Regions from separate parts of the Mus musculus genome. Here region 1 is linked to region 2. The links are chromatin loops, found by intact Hi-C in ENCODE. Cell type or tissue: left cerebral cortex. All regions are shown on one strand. Each heading gives the region's core, and the rest is flanking DNA. Links, peaks and the distances in the headings are about the cores only.

What was found. Peaks named below come from ENCODE experiments on the same cell type or tissue, not always from the same donor. Only the 100,000 strongest peaks of a DNase experiment are listed, where the experiment ranks them.
Region 1: it touches region 2 in a loop (4-fold over the local background); 2 of 42 quality-filtered maps call a loop at or near these places.

The regions. Positions count from the first base shown.
Region 1 is chr4:39,193,738-39,205,311 of GRCm38, forward strand. No RefSeq gene overlaps it. Among named protein-coding and RNA genes, the nearest start is that of Gm25581, 60 kb to the right of the region's middle. In left cerebral cortex, for the core only: no CTCF peak of the experiment used is centred there; DNase peaks (open chromatin) are centred at 5,610, 7,513 and 8,324; H3K27ac peaks cover 1,386 bases.
Region 2 is chr4:39,549,537-39,561,110 of GRCm38, forward strand. No RefSeq gene overlaps it. Among named protein-coding and RNA genes, the nearest start is that of Gm42271, 46 kb to the left of the region's middle. In left cerebral cortex, for the core only: no CTCF peak of the experiment used is centred there; DNase peaks (open chromatin) are centred at 5,243, 5,426, 6,251, 6,729 and 1 more place; H3K27ac peaks cover 1,207 bases.

The DNA.
Region 1 (11,574 bases), core at 2,391-10,390, 360 kb before region 2:
GTATGAACTTCTAGTTTCACTAAAATTTAAATTATACAGTTCAGACAGGTAAGTTCCTGGGATGTAAATTATGTTCCAATTTGCCTGTTTGAAAAATAAAGCTTGTGGTTGTTACTTCCTTGTTTACCCCTTACTTATATCCCTTGCTGAGTGTCGTGTTACTCATCAGAGAATGTATCCCTGTCCTTTTTGGTCATATCCTGCCCTGCCCTGCCCTGCCCTGCCCTGCCCTGCCCTGCCCTGCCCCACCCTGCCCTGTCCTGTCCTATCCTGTCCATACTCTTGTATTCTTTGGATTGCTAAGGCTGATTGTTTTCTACACCGCTATGAATTGTGGTCCTCATTTATTTGTGATCCACAATGATACTTCAGCACATAGTTAGATTAGTGTTAACTACATCATGTTTATTTGCTTTGCTATGCTGTTTAAGTAGCTTGTTTTTCTTAAAGTAATTGGAAGATAACGTAATTTAAACCTACCTTGCTGACATTATACTTCCCACAAGAAATCTGCATTTTTTAATCACAAAGTAGAAATAGTTCTTATAAAATCCAAAATCCAATAAACACTGCTAACTTCATAACAATAGCCAATCATAAAATAGCATGTTGCACAGTTTTGTCATGAACACCACATAAAGGAATCATAAAATTGGTACACAACATTTACAATAGCTGTGCATAGTTACCTACCGAGAAACAGATGTGCTTATGCAAAGACAACACAACACCGCTGCCCACATTAACTGCATGATTCTCTGCTTGAGGGTCCTATGTAAAATATACTATTTTTTCTAAACTCAAACTTTTATCCTTGAAATCTGAGTTAGCAGGACCTATGATTGTGGTATTTTTTTAAATGATTGTATGCTAGTGTTTATATATTATTCTTCCAATAACATGTTATCAAATAGAGGCTATTAGCTCTCTAGATATTATCTTCTAAATCTTAGCACCTCAATAAAATGTGTATTGAATTACTAAAGAATCTAATTCTCAATTACTGAATTTCACTGTGTGCAAACTCACATTTCTCCATTATAGCTGTATTTTATATGTACATTTTGACATTTAGCATAATTGTGGCACAGATTTTTTTTGTTTGACAGTTTCATTAAACTCTTTATTTTTATTCTCCAGCTACTACATTGTTATACATTTCCTTTTTTGAGTATCCATAACATATTATCTCTTCTGTCCTTGTGGTATTTTATTCTATCTTGTTTAATAGTTTTGTCACCTTTGTTTTTAAATTTAAAACCATCTATGTGAGTAATTGGGATTTTTCTTAATGTGTCTTGGTTATATTTCACATAGATTGAGAGCACAGATTGTACCAATGAACTTAGAATAGTCTTCAATTGAGGATTTAATATGCAGGACTTGTGGGATAGATGTGTACTTTAGTGAGATTGATTTATAAAAACCATGGATTACTATATGTGTTCTCTTGTCTGTATAGTGACCCAGAAAACATATTATAAGATGAAATCTTCTGATTTAATCTATCTCATTATTTATAATATGGGCATCATGAACCTAAGTACAACACTTTGACAAAGCAAAACATAATTGCTGGAGTAGAAAGAGTGAAATTTAAAAAAATTAAAATATAATTGCTTAAAATGTTCACTTTTATAGATAAATGGATATAAAGGCACTCAACTAATATTCACATATAAGATGATGACACATCCAGTCACTGACATCTGAATAAAACCAGGAGCAGTATTGTGAAATATGATGCAGTGTTTCTTATAGAATGCCTATATACATTAATTTTAACCATTTTGTAAGGACAGAATAGACACTATCATTCTTTTATTACTTAAATGAGGTAAACAATACAATGTATCAGATAGCATTTTGAATTATTGCTAAGATATACTATTGAAACAGACACCTCACTGGAAGTTCACAGACTACAAACTGTTCCTTCCAGCTGTTTTCTGAATCTTGGTGATTGGAGAGTTCTCTGCCTTTGGGTCCAGCCTCTGTTTTCACCACTCTTCTGTCACAGCTCTGTCTAACACACAGTCTCTGTTAATAGTCACTAACGTCACATTTGCCCTGAAAGCAATTCTCTTCACAGTAAAAGTTCACTTCCAAAACACTACAGGTAATAAATTTAATCAATATTTTTAATTTGAATAAATTTTCCCTGACAAAGATTTGGCATTGGCCATTTCACAAACACTTAACCAGTTATTAGAAAAATCTAAAACGAAATAGGTGCTGACACACAGCTCCCTCTTGCCATTTACCTGTTTTACTTTAATTGACCTCAGTCTTTAAATCGATTTGGGTCCAAATCAGTTTTCAAATAACCTTTCACATTGCTTTTCCTCCATGTACTTCTGTCTTGGATAATTTAAGAAATATCTTTGCATTTGAACTGCCTTCCTCAGTTTAAGTGACTTTCATATTAACTATGGAATTTAGTTTTTTGCATGCTCTAAACATGATAGTTAAAGTCCTATGGAAAAACAGAGCAAAGGAGGTGTGTAAGTAATAATAATACCTAGACTCAGAGACTAAAATTCCCCTTAGGTGTATACAGCCAAAACTATATGAGCCTGAGTCTCAAGATATATATGCAATGCATTAGTCATCATCATATTAGTCACAAAATAGGAAACAATTGAAACATCGCCAACAGACAAATACATTTAAAGAAAATCATGACCTGTAAATACAGAATAGTCGTATTAAACCTTAAAAAATGGAATTTGGACTATTGGCTCTAACACAGGTGGAACTTGAAGCCATTATGCTAAGCGAATGAAGTCAATTGTAGAAAGGTGTATGAACATGCCTTGGAGTAAGACAGCAAGCATCTTTACTCTGTGGATTCCTCTTCAAGCCTCGGTTTTTAGTTCCTCAATGCTGTCTCCTCTCACCCTCTACCTCCTTCCCACCCCGTCTACACTTCCTCATCCCCACAAACCTTTCTCTCAGGTTAATGTCTATTCATTTAATTTTTCCAAACACTAAGACCAGCAAGGACCATTTTAACCATGAATTTGAAGCTATCTCTTTGAGCTTGGTAAACTGAACAGAGTATGTGAAGCTCAGCAGTGATTCCTTATCTCCCAGTCTATCAATAGCCAATAGCTCAGAGGTAAAAGATAGGACCTGTGAGCCCCACACAAACACCCCTTCAGTGACTGACTGTTGGTTGAAATAGTCGTTTGTGATACCAGCGCAGTTAGCTACATTGATGTGAGTTGATGATTACAGTAACTAATTGAGTATCACCTTATTTTGCAGCTCTTACATGCTTCCTACCCTTTTGTTCCTCGGTGTTTACTGACTCTTACCGGGAGTATTATTCCTGACTTGTTTAGGGTTAAACACACACTTGTAGCTCAACTTGGACAGGACAAATCTCTACATCCAGTACCATCGACTGCAAGGAAAGGCTTTTCGGATTGTATCTGGAAGCCATTTATTTATGTCTATGGGCACAGGCATAAATATAGAAAAGGCAGTTTATAGGCATGCCGATTTAGTTAACCATCATATATGCCCTCCCTGAATGGGATTATCTCCTTCATGTTATGTCATTCTGAAAGTAGCAAACAACAGGGGAGAACTGATCATGGCTACTTGATCAGGAAAGAGATGGCTATAGAGAGGCAACAGAGCATAGTTCTTTAGTGAGTTAGCTAGAGCTCTATCTAATTGGAGGTGACACATACAAAAAAATCTGCATAATGAAACACACCTAGATTGTGTTTACAATAGCTTCTTCTATTATTTCATAATTTTCTATTTCCTTCCTATTATTTAAAAAAAAATGTCACCTCCCCAAATCTACATATGGGGTTTGATGTATATAAAAACAAAAACAAAACAAAAACATTTTGCTACTATTGCTAATACTAAGAAAGATATTTTCAATATTAGTTGTTTTACTCTTGTGTTAAACATTATCTTATATGTAGTATTGATCAAAATGATATGTTTTGAAAAGAAGCTTGGGCATGCAGAATATAAATGATACCTAGTAGGGAAGGTAGTTTATAAGTGAGGAAGGACTTATCACTATCATGACAGCTGTTCAGTTTTGTGATTTGTCACAATAGAAATTGTGTGTGTGTGTGTGTGTGTGTGTGTGTGTGTGTGTGTGTGTTGTGATATTCACATCACTATAATGAACCTTTCAAATAATAAAACAACCAGGGTTTAGAGCTCACAGTTTGGGGTATATCAGTTCACAGACAGGTGATCCCTAATGTTTTGATCTCTGGTGGGTATCCTCCTAGTAAAAGTGAGGAATATATGACAAAGTGATACTCTGCCCATTATCAGGAAATAAATGAGAACCAGAAAAGGAAGAACACGGTCATTCAGTCCACTTTGGAATGTATAGTGACTGGATAACCAAAACTGTCCAAAAGGTGTCTCTGCTACAATCATTAACAAAAACATCACTCCAGAGTAAAGCTTTTTAAAACATATACTTTTGGGATACACTCAATATCTGAACACTATGATACAGCAGGTAAAGTTTTATCCTCGTTTTCAACTTCTTTGAAATGATTAAGCTAAAGGATGCCTTTTGTACTGGCTAGTTTCGTGTCAACTTGACACAGCTGGAGTTATCACAAAGAAAGGAGCTTCAGTTGAGGAAATGCCTCCATGAGATCCAACTGTAAGGCATTTTCTCAATTAGTGATCAAGGGGGAAAGGCCCCTTGTGGGTGGGACCATCTCTGGGCTGGTAGTCTTGGTTCTATAAGAAAGCAAGCTGAGAAATCCAGGGGAAGCAAGCCAGTAAGGAACATCCCTCCATGGCCTCTGCATCAGCTCCTGCTTCCTGACCTGCTTGAGTTCAGGTCCTGACTTCCTTGGTGATGAACAGCAGTAAGGAAGTGTAAGCTGAATAAACCCTTTCCTCCCCAACTTGCTTCTTGGTCATGATATTTGTGCAGGAATAGAAACCCTGACTAAGACACCTTTCTATAATCATTTGATGTTCAAGACCTTTTTAAAATGTGATCTTAATTTTAAGTAGGCATCTACTGTTCTGTCTTCATTTCTCTTCTTGTGGTAAATAGATTTATCAACTGACACATCTAAAGTCATCTGGGAAAAAGGAACCACCTCAGCTGAGGAACTGGCTCTATAATGTTGGCTCTTGGCTGTCTCTAGGAAATTTTCTTTATTTCAATGATTGATGTGAGAGGGTCCAGCCCATTGTGGTTGGTATCATCTCTGGGCAGGTGGCCCTGGCTTGTGAACCTAAGCAGGCAGAGCAACCCATGGAGAACAAGTAAAAGAAGCAAGCTCAGCTCTTGCTTCTAGGTCTCTGACTTTCTTGAGGTCCTGCTTGGCTTCTCTTAGTGATGTACAGACATACAAGAAAAATAATTCTCTTCCTTCCCAGGTTGCTGTTTTCATTGTGCTGATCATAGCAATAAACAATGAACAAATAAATCTAGAGTCATTCTCTTACATCAGATCCTGTGCTGTGGTCAGAGTCTGCAATGACAAGGTATTTATTTATTTTTAGCAGCATCTCACGGTACCCACTTGTGTAGGTCCACATCATCTTGACACAGCTTCCAACTCAGTCCGCCCCCATTTCTCTGCTGCACATTCTGCACCACTTGATTTTGGGATATTTTGTGTATTCTCCCATATGTTCAGCTGTATTTCTGGGACACTTGCAAATGAGCTGATACATGTAAATGCTGTAGGCCTTTGAGTTTATACATAATGCAGTGTTGTCAAGTATAAAAGAAGCAGCTAAATACAACTTTTGCAAAAATATTAAATACGCTTATCAACGGGCAAGTGTTAAACTCTATTAAACTTGGACATTTTTTTTAGGAAAGTTTAGTCATTGTCCAAGACTCACTAAAAATGGCTAGCTCCTGGTGACTGTGGTACTGAAATGAAACTGTCATGAGAATAGAATAACATACAAATGCTTCAAGATGGCATGTGCCATCTTCTCCTTCATATCTGAAAGGGCAACAAAATCAGATGTGATTAAAGTAGTCAATACTCACCTATATGGTAGAATGAAAATTCAGACACTGTCAAAGGGATGGGTCTAGTAAGTTCTTACTATGACTAAGATAATCTAATGGAAACAACTTTGGGAAAGTCGTTGCTATTAACTTGCAATAGCTATTTTGAGCTATTGTATTTGTATTTGTTTTTTCTAATTCCTTAGAGATGAAATTTTTTCCTATTTTCTCTTTTCTGCTTCAAGTATACTATGGCTAGAACTATATCACTTGAAATACTTATTTTCATACTGTGGCTTCTCATTCTTTTCAAGTTAAAACAAACAAACAACAAAACAAAACAAAACAAAACAAAAAATACAAAAACAATGAAAATGTTTCCTTAGATAGCCTTCTCAATTTATCCTGTGCAACAGTAGTTCATCAAGAATAGATTAAATTTTGATGTCACTTATTTCTCAATTTCTTCCAATACACAGAATTCTCCAGAAGATATTTCTTGGGTTTTATTTATTTATTTAAATATTTTCTATATTAACATTTCAAATGTTTTCCCATTTCCAGGTCTCCCCTTCAGAAACACCCTATCCCACCCCCTCTCTGCCTCTATGAGGGTGCTCCCCCAATCAATCTCCCACTCCTGTCTACCCATCCTGGCATTCCCCTACACTGAGGTATCAAATACCCTCAGGCCAAAGGGCTGTTCCTCCCACTGACATCCAACAAGGCCATCTTCTGCCACCTATGCGGCCAAAGCCATGGGTCCCTCCATGTGTACTGTTTGGTTGGTGGTCCAGTTCCTGGGGGCTCTGGGATGGGGGATTTGACAACTTGAAACTATTGCTCCCCCAATGGGGCTGCAAAACCCCTCAGCTCCTTCAGTTCCTTCTCCAACTCCTCCATCAGGGACCCCTGTGCTCAGTCCAAAGTTTGGCTGCAAGCATCTGCCTCTGTATTTGTCAGGCTCTGGCAGAGCCTCTTAGGAGACAGCCATATCAGGCTCCTGTCAGCAAGCATTTATCAGCATCGAAAATAGCATTCTGGTTTGGTTAGATCCTCAGGTGGGACAGTCTCTGGATGGCCTTTCCTTCAGTCTCTGCTCCAAAATTTGTCTCCATATTTCCTTCTGTGAGTATTTTGTTCCTCCTTCTAAGAAGCACTGAAGCATCCAAACTTTGGTCTTCCTTCTTCTTGGGCTTCATATGGCCTGTAAATCTTGGATATTCTGAACTTATGGGCTAATTATATCCACTTATCAGTGAGTGCATATTGTGTGTGTTCTTCTGTGACTCAATTACATCAATCAGGATGATATTTTCAAGTTCCATCCATTTGCCTGGCAATTTCATGAAGTTATTGTTTTTATTTATTTTTTTAAAACAGGGTTTCTCTGTGTAGCCCTGACTGTCCTGGAACTCACTCTGTAGACCAGGCTGGCCTCCAACTCAGAAATCCGCCTGCCTCTGCCTTCCAAGTGCTGGGATTAAAGGCGTGCGCCACCACGCCCGGCCAAGTTATTGTTTTTAATAGCTAAGTAATATTCCATAGTGTAAATGTACCACATATTTTGTATCTATTCCTCTGTTGAGGGACATCTGGGTTGTTTCCAGTTTCTGGCTATTATAAATATGGTTGCTATGAACATAGTGGAGCATGTGTCCTTGTTATATGTTAGAGCATCTTCTGGGTATGTGACCAGGAATAGTAGAGCTGGGTCCTTAGGTAGAAAGTACTATATTCAATTTTCAGAAGAACAGCCAGACTGATTTCCAGAGTGGTTGTACCAGCTTGAAATTCCACCAGCAATGGAGGAGTGTTCCTCCTTCTCCACATCCTCATCACCATCTGCTGTCACCTGAGTTTTTGATCTTAGACTTTCTGACCAGTGTGAGGTGGAATCTCAGGGTTGTTTTAATTTGCATTTCCCTGATGACTAAAGATGTTGAACATTTCTTTAAGTGTTTCTCAGCCATTCAATATTCCTCAGTTGAGAATTCTCTGGTTAGCTCTGTATCCCATTTTTAAATAGGGTTATTTGGTTCTCTGGAGACTAGCTCCTTGAGTTCTTTGAATATATTGGTTATTAGCCCTCTATCGGATGTAATGTTGATAAAAATCTTTTCCCAATGTGTTGATTGCCATTTTATCTTATTGACAGTGTCCTTTGACTTACAGAACCTTTGCAATTATATGAGGTCTCATTTGTCTATTTTAGATCTTAGAGCATAAGCCATTGGTGTTCTGCTCAGGAAATTTCCCTCTGTAGCCATATGTTCAAGGCTATTCCCCAACTTCTCTTCTATTAGTTTCAGTGTATCTGGCAGCTATACCACTCTTGGACATGTACCAAAAAGATGTGCCAACATATAACAAAGACATATGCTCCACTATATTCATAGCAGCCTTATTTATAATAGCCAGAAGCTGTAAAAAACCCAGATGCCCTTCAATGAAGGAATGGATACAGAAAATGTGGTACATTTACACAATGGAGTAGTACTCAGCTATTAAAAACAGTGACCTCATAAAATTCTTAGGCAAATGATGGAACTAGAAAATATCATCCTGAATGAGGTAACCCAGTCACAGAATACACATGGTATGGACTCACTGATAAGTAGATATTAGCCCAAAGGCTTGGAATACCCAAAATACAATTCACAGACCACATAAAGCTCAAGAAGAAGGATGACCAAAGTGTGGATGCTTCAGTCCTTCTTAGAAGGGGAAACAAATACTCACAGAAGGAAATATGGAGACAAAGTGTGGAATAGAGAATGAAGGAAAGACCATCCAGAGATAGCCCCAGTTGGGGATCCATTCCATATAGAGTCACCAAACCCAGACACTATTGTGGATGCCAGAAAGTGCTTCCTGAAAGCATCCTGATATAGCTGTCTCCTGAGAGGCTCTTTCAGAGCCTTACAAGTACAGAGGAGTATGTTTGCAGCCAACCATTGAACTGAGCACAAGGTCTTTGATGGAGGAGTTAGAGAAAGGACTGAGGGAGCTGAAAGGGTTTGCAACCCTATAGGAAGAACAACAATAACAACCAACAACATTAGCAATGCCTCCAGAGCTCGCAAAGACTAAATCACCAACCAAAGAGTACACATAGAGGGACCCATGGCTCCAACTGCATATGTCTCAGAGGATGGCCTTGTAGGCATCCATGGGAGGAGAGGCCCTTGGTCTGAAGGATCCATGCCCCAGTGTAGGGGGATGCCAGTGTGGAGAGGCAAAAGTGGTGGGTGGGTGGGTGGGGAAACACCCTCATAGAAGCAGGTGAGGGGGATGGAGTAGGGGATTTCTGAGAGGGAAACCAGGAAAGGGGATAACATTTGAAATGTAAACAATGAAAATATCCAATAAAAAAAAAAAAGAAAAGAAACAATAGTCGTAAGCCCCTGGTATTGTCTATTATCTTTCTAGGCATGGATTATGAACCAGTCTTACAGTACTTGGCAGGGATTACCTTCTGTGAAAGAAGCCCTAATCTTACTAGAGAGAAGTCTGTTAACTCACATAACAATGATAGTATCATTGCCTGGTCATACTTCTTGCTTGAAAATTATAATTTTCAAATTAATATAGTTTCACTTCACTGATCTATAACAGCAGTACTCTAAGCAGCATCTAGAATATAACTACTTAAGTAATACTAATATCAATATTCCTTTGATTATAATTCCAATTTGGTTCATTATAATTTGTTTTCTAACCATCAGCAGACAACTGTTGAGTTTGGGAGTAAAATTAGCCCTTCCTCCATGTGGCTGTTTTCAAAGACACTTACTAATGTGTACGTGAGTGCAACACATTCCAGTAAATCACAGCAAATTTGCCTCCAAATTTGTTTATAATCATTATCAGGAGCAAACCTTATGTCTTGGGATTCCTAGTGCTGTGAAGAGATACCATGACCAAAGTAACTCTTATAAAGGAAACCATTCAGTTGGAGCTGGCTTACAGTTTTAGAGGTTCAGTCCACTATCATCATGGTGGGAACCATGGCAGCATGTAACCAGGAGAAGGAGCTGAGAGTTCTACATTTTGACCTGAAAGCAGGCAGAAGACTCTTCTGCAAACTGCTTGGAAGAGGATCTCTTCTGGACTAAACAGAGTTGGAGCAATAGGAGACCTCAAAGCCTACCTACACAGTGACACACTTCTTCCAACAAGACCACATCTATTCCAACAAGTGCCACTTCTCATGGGCCAGCCATATTGAAAACATCATACCACATTAACAAAGTATACCAAGCATCATTAACCAACGCTCACATTTTGTCTGATTATGAGGGATAAAATGAGTTATGTCGCTATTCCTCTATCCTTTTGCCTTACCTGCTGAGAGGGTCACAGTGTCTGTGTAGCCAGTATCAGGATGCCACTGTTGTTATTGTTACTTTCCATGAAACCAGAGATTCAAATACAAAGTAATTACACTTGTTTATAAAGATTGTATGCTTTTATGTTAATTTTACTTTATTAATTAGATTCTAGATTCATATAAAGATATGCAAAACTGCACATTAATAGAGTGCAGACTTTTAATATACATACATATTGTATAAGAAAGATTTTTAATATTTAAATATAATGGTATCAACCTAAAATGATATAATAAGAACTTTAAGGGTATCTCTTAACCTATTATATGTGTGTGGGCTTGAGTGCCTGTATGAGTGGGAATATCCATGAGTCTGTGTGCGTATGTTTGCATGCTCATGCATGTGAGCACACTTGCTGTGCCTGCATGCATGTCTGTCTGTGTGTTCCTGTATATGTGTATGTACATGTTTTAAAGCAAAAGTAATCATTTTCCTTACCACATCCTCCCAGCACTATAACACATATTTATGAATGCAAAAATATGGATCATATGAGGCTGAGCCCACCTGGCTGAAACTCAGTATGGCTAAATGTTACAGCACTTGCCTATCAGATTTGGAGCACTGATTTTGATGTGTGGCGAAACAAAATGCTATCTTCAACCATTGCCAAGTGGTGACATATCTCTATAATTTTAGCACTCAGTTAATGGGAGCAAGAGGATCACAGGATCACATCTAGTCAGAGAGAGAGTTAAACACTGAATCTCAAACAAACACAAGGAACAACACTAGAAAGTAAATGTGACATAAACTACCATGTTAAATTTTCTGCCAGTGACAATTCATATTTAGAAAAACTGATGGATACCTGAATATTTTGCTGCTGAAAACAAATGCTTACCTTTAAAAAAATATTTCAGCTCTTAGAATTACTCCAATATTGTTCCATAAACTTTCAATGTCATTTCATTTGCATGCTTTTATTGAAAGTAAACTTCAAATGTGCTTTCCCAAAGGCAAGCACTGTTATCATTTAAAGGCTGATTTAAACCCTATCCATGGAGTTGATCTCTGAGGCATAGGCAGATATTTTTTTCTGGGAAGAGTTTTACTGGGAAAATGCCTACAGTCACATGAAAGGACCGAGCGTGATGTGAAGTTTCAGATCTAGCAATCTTGTCTGATGAGATACATGGAAAAAAAATCCTGAAAATCTCCAACATATTTTTGCTTCTATTACTGTGGCTGATAACTATC
Region 2 (11,574 bases), core at 1,872-9,871:
ATGAAATGTACTTTAGGATGAAATGTTCTATAAATATCTGTTAGATCCATTTGGTTCAAAACTTGTTAGTTTCACTGTGTCTCAGTTTAGTTTCTATTTCATAATCTGTCCATTGATGAAAGTGAGATGTTGATGTCTCTCCTTCTATTATTGTGTGGGGTGTGATGTGTGCTTGGAACTTTAGTAAAGTTTCTTTTATGAATGTGGGTACCCTTGCATTTGGAGCATAGTTTTCAGAATTGAGAATTCATCTTGGTAGGGTTTTCCTTTGACCAATATGAGGTTGACTTCCTTATCTTTTTTGATGACTTTTGGTTGAAAGTTTATTTTATTTGATATTAGAATGGCTACTCCAGCTTGTTTCTTGGGATGATTTGCTTGGAAAATGGTTTTCCAATCTTTTACTTTGAAGTAATATCTGTCTTTGTCATTGAGGTGTGTTTCCTATATGCAAGAAAATGCTGGGTTCTTTTTATGTATCAAGTCTGTTAGTCTATGCCTTTTGGGGGGAATTGAGTCCATTAATATTAAGAGATATGTAAGGAAAAGTGACTGTTATTTTCTGTTATTTTTGATGTTAGAGGAAAAATTATGTTTGTGTGGCTATATTTTTTTTTACTTTTTTTATTAGATATTCTCCTTATTTATTTTCAAATGTTATTCCTTTTCCTAGTTTCCCTTCTGAAAATCTAGTATCCCCTCCCACCTTCCCCTGCTCACGAACCCACCCACTCCTACTTCCTAGCCCTGGCATTTACCTATACTGAGGCATAGAACCTTCACAAGACCAAGGGCCTCTCCTCCCATTGATGACTGACTAGGCCATCTGCTGCTACATATGCAGCTAGAGCCATGAGTTCCACCATGTGTTTTCTTTGATTGTTGGTATATTCCCAGGATGCTCTGGGGATACTGGTTAATTCATATTGTTTTTCCTACTATGGGGCTGCAAACTCCTTCAACTCCTTGGGTACTTTCTGGAGCTCCTTCATTGGACCCTCTATTCAGTCCAATGGATGGCTGTGAGTATACACTTCTGTATTTGTCAGGCACTGGCAGAGCCTCTTGGGAGACAGCTATATCAGGCTCCTGCCAGCTAGCTCTTGTTGGTATCCACAATAGTGTCTGGTTTTGGTGGTTGTTTATAGGATGGATCCCCAGGTGGGGCAGTCTCTGAATGGCCATTCCTTCATTCTCTACTCCGAACTTTGTCTCTATAACTCATTCCATGGGTATTTTGTTCCCCCTTCTAAGAAGAATCAAGGTATCCACACTTTGTTTTTCCTTCTTCTTAACTTTCATGTGTTTTAAAAACTGTATCGGGTACTCTGAGCTTCTGGGCTAATATTCACTTATCAGTTAGTGTATATCATGTGTGTTCTTTTGTGATTGAGTTACCTCACTCAGGATGATATCCTCCAGATCCATCCATTTGTCTAAGAGTTTCACAAATTCATTGTTTTTAATAGCTGTGTAGCACTCCATTTTGTAAATGTACCACATTTTCTGTATCCATTCCTCTGCTGAGGGACATCTGGGTTCTTTCCAGCTTATGGCTATTATGAATAAGGCTGCTATGAACATAGTGGAGCATGTGTTCTTATTACATGTTGGAGCATCTTCTGGGTATATGCCCAGGAGTGGTATTGCTGGATCTTCTGGTAGTACTATGCCCTATTTTCTGAGGAACTACCATCTACTTCTCTAGGGTAAATTTACTTCCTTCAGTTCTAGAGCATTTAGGTGTGCTGTCAAGCTGCTAGGGTATGCATGTTCCAGTTTCTTTTTGGAGGCTCTCAGAGCTATGAGTTTTCCTCTTAGGACTACTTTCATTGTGTCCCATAAGTTGCGTATGTTGTGGTTTCATTTTCATTAAACTCTAAAAAGTCTTTCTTTCTTTATTTCTTCCTTGATCAAGTTATCATTGAATAGAGTATTGTTCAGTTTCCACGTGTATATTGGCTTTCTATTATTTATGTTGTTACTGAAGATGAGCCTTAGTCTGTGGTGATGATAGGATGCAGAGGATTATTTCAATATTTTTGTATCTGTTGAGGCCTGTTCTATGACTGATTATATGGCCAGTTTTGGAGAAGGTACCATGAGGTGCTGAGAAGAAGGTATATCCTTTTGTTTTAGGATAAAATGTTCTATATATATTTGTTAAATCCATTTGTTTTATAACTTCTGTTAGTTTTACTATGTCTCTGTTTAGCTTCCATTTCCATGATCTGTCCATTGACAAGAGTGAGGTGTTGAAGTATCCTACTATTATTGTGTGTGATTTGAGATTTACTAAAGTTTCTTTAATGAATGTGGATGCCCTTGCATTTGGAGCATAGATGTTCGGAATTCAGAGTTCCTCTTGGTAGACTTTTACCTTTGATGAGTATGAAGTGTCTCTTCTTGTCCTTTTTGATAACTTTAGATTGAAAGTCTACTTTATTCGATATTAGAATGGCTACTCCAGCTTGTTTCTTCAAACCATTTACTCGGAAAATTGTTTTCTAGCCTTTTACTCTGAGCTAGTGTCTGTCTTTGTTTCTGAAGTGGGTTTCTTGTATGCAGCAAAATGTTGGGTCCTATTTATATAGCCAGTCTGTTAGTCTATGTCTTTTTATTGGGAAATTGGGTCCATTGATATTAAGAGATATTAAAGAAAAGTAATTGTTACTTCCTGCTATTTTTGTTGTTAGAGTTGGGATTCTGTTCATGAGGTTATCTTTTTTTGTATTTGTTAAAAGATTATTTCCTTGCCTTTTCTAGGGTGTAATGCCCCTCCTGTGTTGGAGTTTTCCAACTATTATCCTTTGTATGGCTGAATTTATGGAGAGATATTGTGAAAATTTGGTTTTGTCTTGGAATATCTTGGTTTATCCCTCTATGGTAATTGAGAGAGGTTTGCTTGGTATAGTAGCCTGAGCTGTCATTTGTGTTGTCTTAGGGTCTGTATGACATCTGCCCAGGATCATGTAGCTTTCATAGTCTCTGGTGAGAAGTCTGGCTTAATTCTGATAGGTCTGCTTTTATATGTTACTTGACCTTTTACTCTTACTGATTTTATTATTCTTTTCTTGTTTAGTGCATTTGGCGTTTTAATCATTATGTGACAAGATGAATTTCTTTTCTGGTCCAGTCTACTTGGAGTTCTGTAGGCTTCTTGTATGTTCATGGGCATCTTTTTCTTTAGGCTAGGGAAGTTTTATTCTATAATTTTGTTGGAGATATTTACTGGCCCTTTAAGTTGGGTATCTCCACTCTCTTCTTTACCTATTATGTTTAGGTTTGATCTTCTCATTTTTTCCTGGATTTCCTGGATGTTTTGGGTTAGGAGCTTATTGCATTTTGCATTTTCTTTTACTAGTGTGTCAATGTTTTTCAAGGCATCTTCTGCCCCTGAGATTCTCTCTTCTATTTCTTGTATTCTGTTGGTGATGCTTGCATATATGACTCCTGATCTCTTTCCTAGGTTTTCTAAATCCAGGGTTCTCTCCCTTTGTGATTTCTATTGTTTCTGTTTCTATTTTTAGATCTTGGAATGTTTTGTTCATTTCCTTTGCCTATTTGATTGTGTTTTCTGTAACTCTTTAAAGGGATTTTTGTGTTTCCTCTCTAAGGACTTCTAGCTGTTTCCTGGGCTCTCCTGTATTTCTTTAAGGGAGTTATCTCCCTTAAAGACAGTCTTAAACTCTTCTAATACCATTCTAAGAACTGACTTTAGATCTTGTTTTTCTGGTATGATAGTGTATCCAGGACTTGCTATGGTGGAGTTCTGGTGATGCCAAGTTACCTTGGTTTCTGTTACTTATGTTCTTATGCTTGCCTCCTGCCATCTGATTATCTCTAGTGCTACCTGCCCTCCTATATCTAACTAGAGCCTGTTCTTCCTGTGATCCTGGTTGTGTCAAAACTCCTCAGAGTTCAGCTGTGTCTGTGATCCTGTGATTCTAGGATCCTGTGATTCCAGAGATCCTAAGTGTGTCAGAGCTCCTGGAAGTCAAACTTCCTCTGGGACCCTGAGATTCTGGTGGGACCAAGCTCCTGGGATCCTGGGAACCTGGGATCCTGTGGTCCTGGGTGTGTTAGAGCACCTGGGAGTGGAGCTTCCTCTAGGTGTTGTGGAACTTGCTGAGGATTTCATGCCCAAGGTCTGCTCAGGGCACTGGCCCAGACCAAAAGGAACCTGAGCCACTGGTCGGGCAGAGTTCCTTCATCCCTGGGTTCTGCTGGTCTCAGTTACTCCCTGTGGTGTTGGAACAGATGTTGTGTCCTCACCTCTGATCCTATGATCCTGGGCATGTTAGAGCACCTGAGAGTGACTCTTTCTCTGGGTGTTACATACGTGAATTTATACTAGCTTGCAGGCTGTTGTTGATCTATTCATTAATGAGCTCTGAAGACTTCTGTTGTAGTTGCTGGGATTTCCTTTCATTGAGCTCATGCTGCCAGCAAATGCAGCTGTTTTACTGTTTCCTTCATAAAAAATATTTTTTCTTTCTTTTTTTTTTTCTTGTTGGTTGCATAATTAGAACCTCTCCTCTAATGCAGAATATAAATTGGGAGATTAAATGTCCTTGTCTCATTCATGATCTTAGGGCCTGTGATGGTTTGTTTATTCTTGGACCAGGGAGTGGCACCATTTGGAGGTGTGACCTTTTTGGAATAGGTGTGACCTGGTTGGAGTAGGTGTGTTACTGTGGGTGTTGGCGTAAGATCCCCACCCTAGTTGCCTGGAAGTCAGTCTTCCACTAGCAGCCTTTGAATAAAGACGTAGAACTCTCAGCTCTGCCAGCACCATGCCTGCCTGGATACTGCCATGCTCCCACCTTGATAATAACGGACTGAACCTCTGAACCTGCAAGCCAGCCCCAATTAAATTTTGTTTTTTGTTTTTTTTTTTTAATGAGATTTGCCTTGGTCATGGTGTCTGTTTACAGCAGTAAAACCCTAACTAAGACAGGGCAACTCAGTCTTGAACATGTTGCTAGTTTCAGGATTTTTATAGATGCCCTTTGTCCGCTAGATGAGATCACCATCATCACTCAGCATAGCAATAGGATAAGTTTGAACATTGGAATGGCTCATATGCTGGAGGTTTGGTCTACTGTGGTGGTTCAGAGAGTGGGTGGGAGCCACAAAGGAAATTAAAGCTTCTCTCCAGAAATAGTGCAATCAAAAGAGAAAGTGTAGCTAGGTATACACTCCTATAATCCTACCATTTGACAGGCAGAAGCAAGAAACCACAGCCAAGTCTACATAGTAAGCTTCAGAGATGCTGCATCAAAAGTATGAGAATGGAAAAGAATAATGGTTATAAGAGTACCCCATTTGAGTCCTCAACTAACATTCAATTTCCATATGTAGTCTCCAATCTATTCCTCTCACACATACTTTAAAGTTCTCAAGTGTGCCAATCTGCTGGTGCTGCCATGCCTCCGACTGGTTAGAACTGTAAGCCAAAATGTACTGTTTTCTGTGATGCTACTTTGCCTCATTATACTAATACTAATGATGTTGATATTAACTGGTCCATGAAGCTTGAATGCCTAGTGTGCAGATTAGATTTGCATACACTTCTCTGCATTGTTGGGAAGATGTGCTTCTTTCCTTTTATTCTACTTATGCTACATTGCTTGGCTTCTATAGCTCAAAATAACTGTATTCTTTGTACAAATATCACTTGGCCATGTTATAAAATATATTCTACTTACTGTTGGTTTGGATTGCTTATAGGAAGTATTTTGCATCTAAATTCACAAAGGTTACTGTCCTAAAGTCTTCTTCTTTTTACATCTTGATTAGTTCAGAAAAGTACTAGTTTCATAAATGTGACTAGATAGTACCCCTATACTCTTACTTTTTCCATATATTTAAGGTTGAGGCCTATTAAAAATAAATTAAATACAATTTAATGATATTCTTGTTTGTGAATATTATTTAGATTTTATTCATTTATTCACATTACACATGATATATTTGTAAGCATATCTATCCACACATTCCAGACATGATATAACTCCTCCTACCTTTACAAGGGCTCTAAGGATTTTTTCCTTTATGAACAATAATAGGAGTTACTCAGATTCTTGCGACTTTGTCCCTCATGCCCACAGTCCTAGATGTATAAATACCCTTCTAAGTGTCTGGGAATATGTGGAGGTTGCAAATCTTATGCAAACTTCTCTTGGCATCAATTACTTAGTTAAGATATAGGTGAGCTTCTGCCAAGTCCTGCCATGCAGAAGGGATAGCATAAAACAACCCCTGCCCCTGAAACACAGCTAGCAGAAAAAAGGCCTCCATTTGGTGTTGATGGTTGCTAGACATAAGGCTTATTTGTATAATAACATACATAGTTTCATGTTCTTCCTTCAGGGAATGCTCTCCCTGTTAAGGTTAATGACTCCATGATAATCAAAAACAGCACAAGTCCAGGAGGGGAGAATGTGTTTCTCAACAAAAATGGTAAACGCTGTGACTTTTAAGATAGCCCTTAAGATGGTGAGAATAATGACTCATCTATGCAAAATATGAGGGTGTGTTATAAATAATATGAGGGGGCTTCTTGTACAAAAAAGAGCAAGGGCAGCTGCACTAAGGAGCCAGCTTGTCAGAAAGAGATTAAGGAAAGAGATGAAGAGATTTGGGGAATGGTAATCTCACAGCTAGAGCCCACTCAGCTAGATTTTTGTCTATACTTACAAAGGCAGGCAGATTCCTAAGTAAATTTAGGTCTGGGTGTGGTTGGAATGGTGATCTCAGGATGGGATCCCATCCAGCTAAATGTATTGTGTGCTTACAAAGGTAGGCGGATCTCTGAATCCATTTGCTCTGTAAAAAACAAATGTACTTGATGTCCTTTTCTAAGAATCAAATAGCTAAGAACTTAAAATGCTGTTTCATAAGATAATCAATAGGGAACCTGGGGTAACGATTGAATCGATATGTAAATAAAAGACTTGGCTTTAGTCTGCAAGAGCAGAGCTGTCTACACAGCTGTTTTGGAGGGCCTGCTCACACAGAACACTGTGCTGTTGGCTTGTAACCATAATTGACTTCAAGTTGTTTCTTTCACCACTCCCAAACTCTCCCTCATTGGACCCAGAGATGCATTGCAACATCCTACATGTTTTGGACCTGACACCCTGACTACTAGGGTTATTGTGGTAGTGAAGAATGGCAGCATGATACATATAGAAAAGTTGGAGTCAGGTGGGTTGTATACATTCTGATGGAGCTATAGCAACTACCATAGCAACCCAGAACTCCTTTCCAAGACAAGGTTGGTCCTTGGCAAGCTTCTCCACAAATGTACTACAGCTTAGACTAGGGATTATATCCTTTGGGTGATTCTCCAACTGCCTTGAGAAATATAGTTTCAAGAATCTTGTGATGAGAGTCACTTTTCATCACCAAAAGAGCAAATATCCTGAGAATGCAGTGTAGAAAGCCAGTGAATTCACCAGTGAAAGCAGTTCTGATGAATTGTATACTGCTTGGCATGCACTAGTCATTTCTAGGACCAAGGTATTAGACTCATGGGAAAATGACAAAGCCGTTTTCCTGGGTCAGGTTCAGAAGGGCAAAGTCTTCCTCTGTTCACATATGAAAGTTTATGAATGACTGTCCTTTGTGTGCAAAAACTAAAATCAACTGTAGTTTCCCTTCTACCAGATGACTGCTCGCCAACAGACATCTTCAATCAAGACTAGCCATCACTTGAATCCCTGTGCTGTACATAAGAAGTGCACTGAGCTTCTGGGTTGCTATGGTAGTTGGTGCAACTCCAACAGAATGCATACAATCCACCTGACCCTAGCTTTTTTGTATATGTGTCTACATGTCTGTCAGTTCTTCATTCCAACAATATACCCTAGTCAGGATTCCAGAAGCCAGACATGTAGGATGTTGCAACGAAGCAATGAGTCCAACTCCCAACCTATGAGGCCAGGTAATATTCAATACTTTTACCTGCAATATGTCTTCAAATCCCCCATTTATTTTTGTTCTTAAATTCACAGCTTCACGCTGAGCTATGTGTGCCCTTGGAAATTCTCTGTAGTAGAGTAAGTCAAGACTACTTGATATCTACCAACGCACTTTATTGTTTTTAATTATTCTCTTTGTAACTAGAGTTCACCTGTCATATGGAACATAATTAATGAAAGGGCTTCAACAAAAGCCTAGATTATTAGTATATTGTTTGATTGTGATTTGTCTTTTGTCAAAGACCAGCTCTTGCAGTATGCTCAGCAACTCAAGGATGAGATGTGGGGTTGGGATTCTTAGTATAGTCATAGATGTATCCAAATAAAAGTTACCTTTTATCTAAATGCTTAGCAAATATAGAGACAACAAGGAGGCACACACCAGCACCAGGTCTTTAAAATAACATGTCAGTCTCTATAACCTTCAGAAAAATGGAACTTCTGAAATTAGATTGATATGTCCCCAAACAGAGGATCAAACCTCAACTTCAGAAAGTCCTGCTAAACTATTGATCAACTAATATGTGATAGAATGAAAGCTTCCAACTCATTAGACCCATACAAGTCATCTGTTCCTTTCAAATGAGAAATCTTTCTAGATGGTGAAAAAGACACCAGTTACAATGCCAATAATCAAGTCATTATGGACAAAAGGGATATTTATTTCACCCTGAATATCCAGCCATGCTTAGTGCCTGGCAGCATCTATATTGATAGGAATGACCATGAACAGGTAGATGCCTTAGAGATGCCCCTCTGCATGTCTTCTGTCAACACTTCCAAAGATTCCATTATTTCTTGCTTGGTCAATTGGCATAAGTTCTATGTTAATTTTAAGAAAAATCAATTTCTGTTGTTCGTTGGGTCACCATACTGCCTTCTTGCTTGAATGTATTTGGAAGATCTTTGTCCTTTGTTTAAAGATCTGCTCAGGAAATGAGACAACCTGCCACTGCCTTCTTACCAGCTTGTTCAAGTGCCATTGTCCTTTTTCTCCCTTTCCTCCCTCCCTTCCTTCCTTCCTTCCTTCCTTCCTTCCTTCCTTCCTTCCTTCCTTCCTTCCTTCCTTCCTTCCTTCTTCCTTCCTTCCTTCCTTCCTTCCTTCCTTCCTTCCTTCCTTCTTTTTTCCTCCATCCTTTCTTCCTTCCTTTTCTCTTTCTGTGTGCCCCCACCCTTCTGTGAGGACAGGTTCTGACTATGTAATTCTAGCTGACCTGAAACTCACTAGGAATGTAATTCAGGCTGACCTTGAACTCACAGAGGTCTGAGTGCTGGAATTATAGACTATGCCCCTATGCTTGGCTGTCCTTATATGAAGCCAGACTCATAGTCCTACTTCAGTGCTCATAAAACTGTTTATATTTCCTACCTCAGAGCATTTAAACATGCCTTTTCTTCTACTGGTCCTGGATCCCTATGTGCCTAATTAATCCTAGCCCAGCTTTCAGAGACCCTAAACCTCAAGGCAGTCATCCCTGCCAGCTTAATACTCATCACAACTTCGTCCTTAACAATACAACCGTAAACCACTGGTGATGTAATTTGGTAGAAGGATCATGTTTTCTCCAAAATAACATCGTTTCACAACAGCTGGGACTTCACCCTATTCATTACTATATTCCTAGTTCCCAGCCCAGGAAAAGACCCAAGCTCAGGATCAATGAAAGAAATTCAAACCAAATGTAAAGAGAATTAATAAATGGAATGAAAGATGGGAAATTTTTAAATACTGTCACATAGATTATTCTATGTGATCCTAGCAAAAAGCTTGTATAGCAAATAATAATATTTCCATTTTTAGATTTAAAATTTGGCAGTGTCTTAAAAGCCTATCTTTTGTGGTGAGAACAGCTGTTCACTCTGTCAAGATAATTTCTCATCTGAGTACTAAGAAATACTTTGGGACTGAATATTGTTGTCTACCATAAAATGTCAATACATAGACTCACTTCCTTAGTAACATATAGTTAGCATTATTTTATGGGTTTAATGCCATCATAAATAAAATAAATATGTATTTTATTTTATATAATCTGTTGGACCTTAGATTTAGTCCTACTTATCTGAAACAGAACATTGTTTTTAATTTTCCTAAAATATCATCTTGTTTTATAATTCTAATCAAGTGCAGTAAGAACTATTTTCATCTGCAGTATCTATTCTCAATGTGTCACCTATGTTCATATTGTAGCATAACTCATTTATTAATTCATGTTATTTGTTCATATGTATATTGGTATATAGACCAAAGTTTTCCAGATGAAAATGAGGATGGATTCATTATGATGCTACACTCTTGGATGTGTGTGTGTGTTTGTGTGTGTGTGTGTGTGTGTGTGTGTGTGTGTGTACAGTGAGTTTTTTCATTTTCCAATCTGAATGTCACCTTTAAACATTTATTCTATTTACTCTTCTTCCTAGAAGGCTTAAGGCAATTTCTCTTTTGGTGCCTTTATCAGATGCCGTAAGCCACAGCTTCAGCATGTTAAGTCATAAAATTCTTCCTCCAGTTTACTGGAAAATCTGTAAGCAGAAAGCCTGTAGCTTCAAATGCATAAGCGCGCAACAGAAGATTTGACTTTTAAAAGTAGGTCAGGTGTCCTCATGCTGGTTTGACACGCATCAATATAGCACATAAAACCAACTTTATCCACTAGGCGCCACAAATGAGCCTTTAAGTCTACTTCTAACACTTCTTATAGACCCTTCCACTTAAGAGGACAGAATTTTGCACAGTGGTGAGAAGGAAAGGCCTGGCCTCTTTTCAATAGCAACTTATCAAAAAAATAAATAAATAAATAAATAAATAAATAAATAAAAAGAAATAAAAATAGTTCTTGGAATTGGCTCTAAGCTAAAGAAAGAACAGAGACTAAACTTTGAATTTTACTTCTGCCTAATTATGTGGACTTTGGGGGTATATATTAATCTTGATGAGATGATTTCTACATCAAAAAGAAGATAATTACACAAGCATGTCCAAGGGCAATAGTACCCTGTGACCACCCAAACACTAATGATAACCACAGCAGGAAATGAAGTTTGAAGTTTCAAAGCCAAGTTCTGAATTAACCAAACTATTAAGAGATACTTAATGAGCATGGGAAATTTCCATATGATAAAGAACTATGAAGCTATAGCCATCTTGACACCACTATTCAGGGCTTACACACACACACACACACACACACACACACACACACACACACCAAAGAAGTATACCAATTTTATTTTCTTACATTGTGTTATTTTCTCAAACAAGTTGATGCTATTCTCTAAAGTAATTACTACTATAAGCTATATCTGTAGTACAAACCAATTGTGAATTTGGTATCTTTGTCAGATCTTGGAATTTCATTTGGTGAACAAATGAGTTTAATAAGATTGCTGACAGAAATAATAGGTGAAGGTTTACCTGCAGGAAGCATGGAATATCCAAAGCCTGCTCCATCATTTAAAAAAAAAAAAAAAGACAGCTCCCACTAACCATGGACAATGAATTATGAAAGCTGAATTCTGGAGCCCTGTTCATGACTTGCAAACAGTTTGGAAAGTCATAGAATCACTTTCTCAGCAGTTCTTCTGT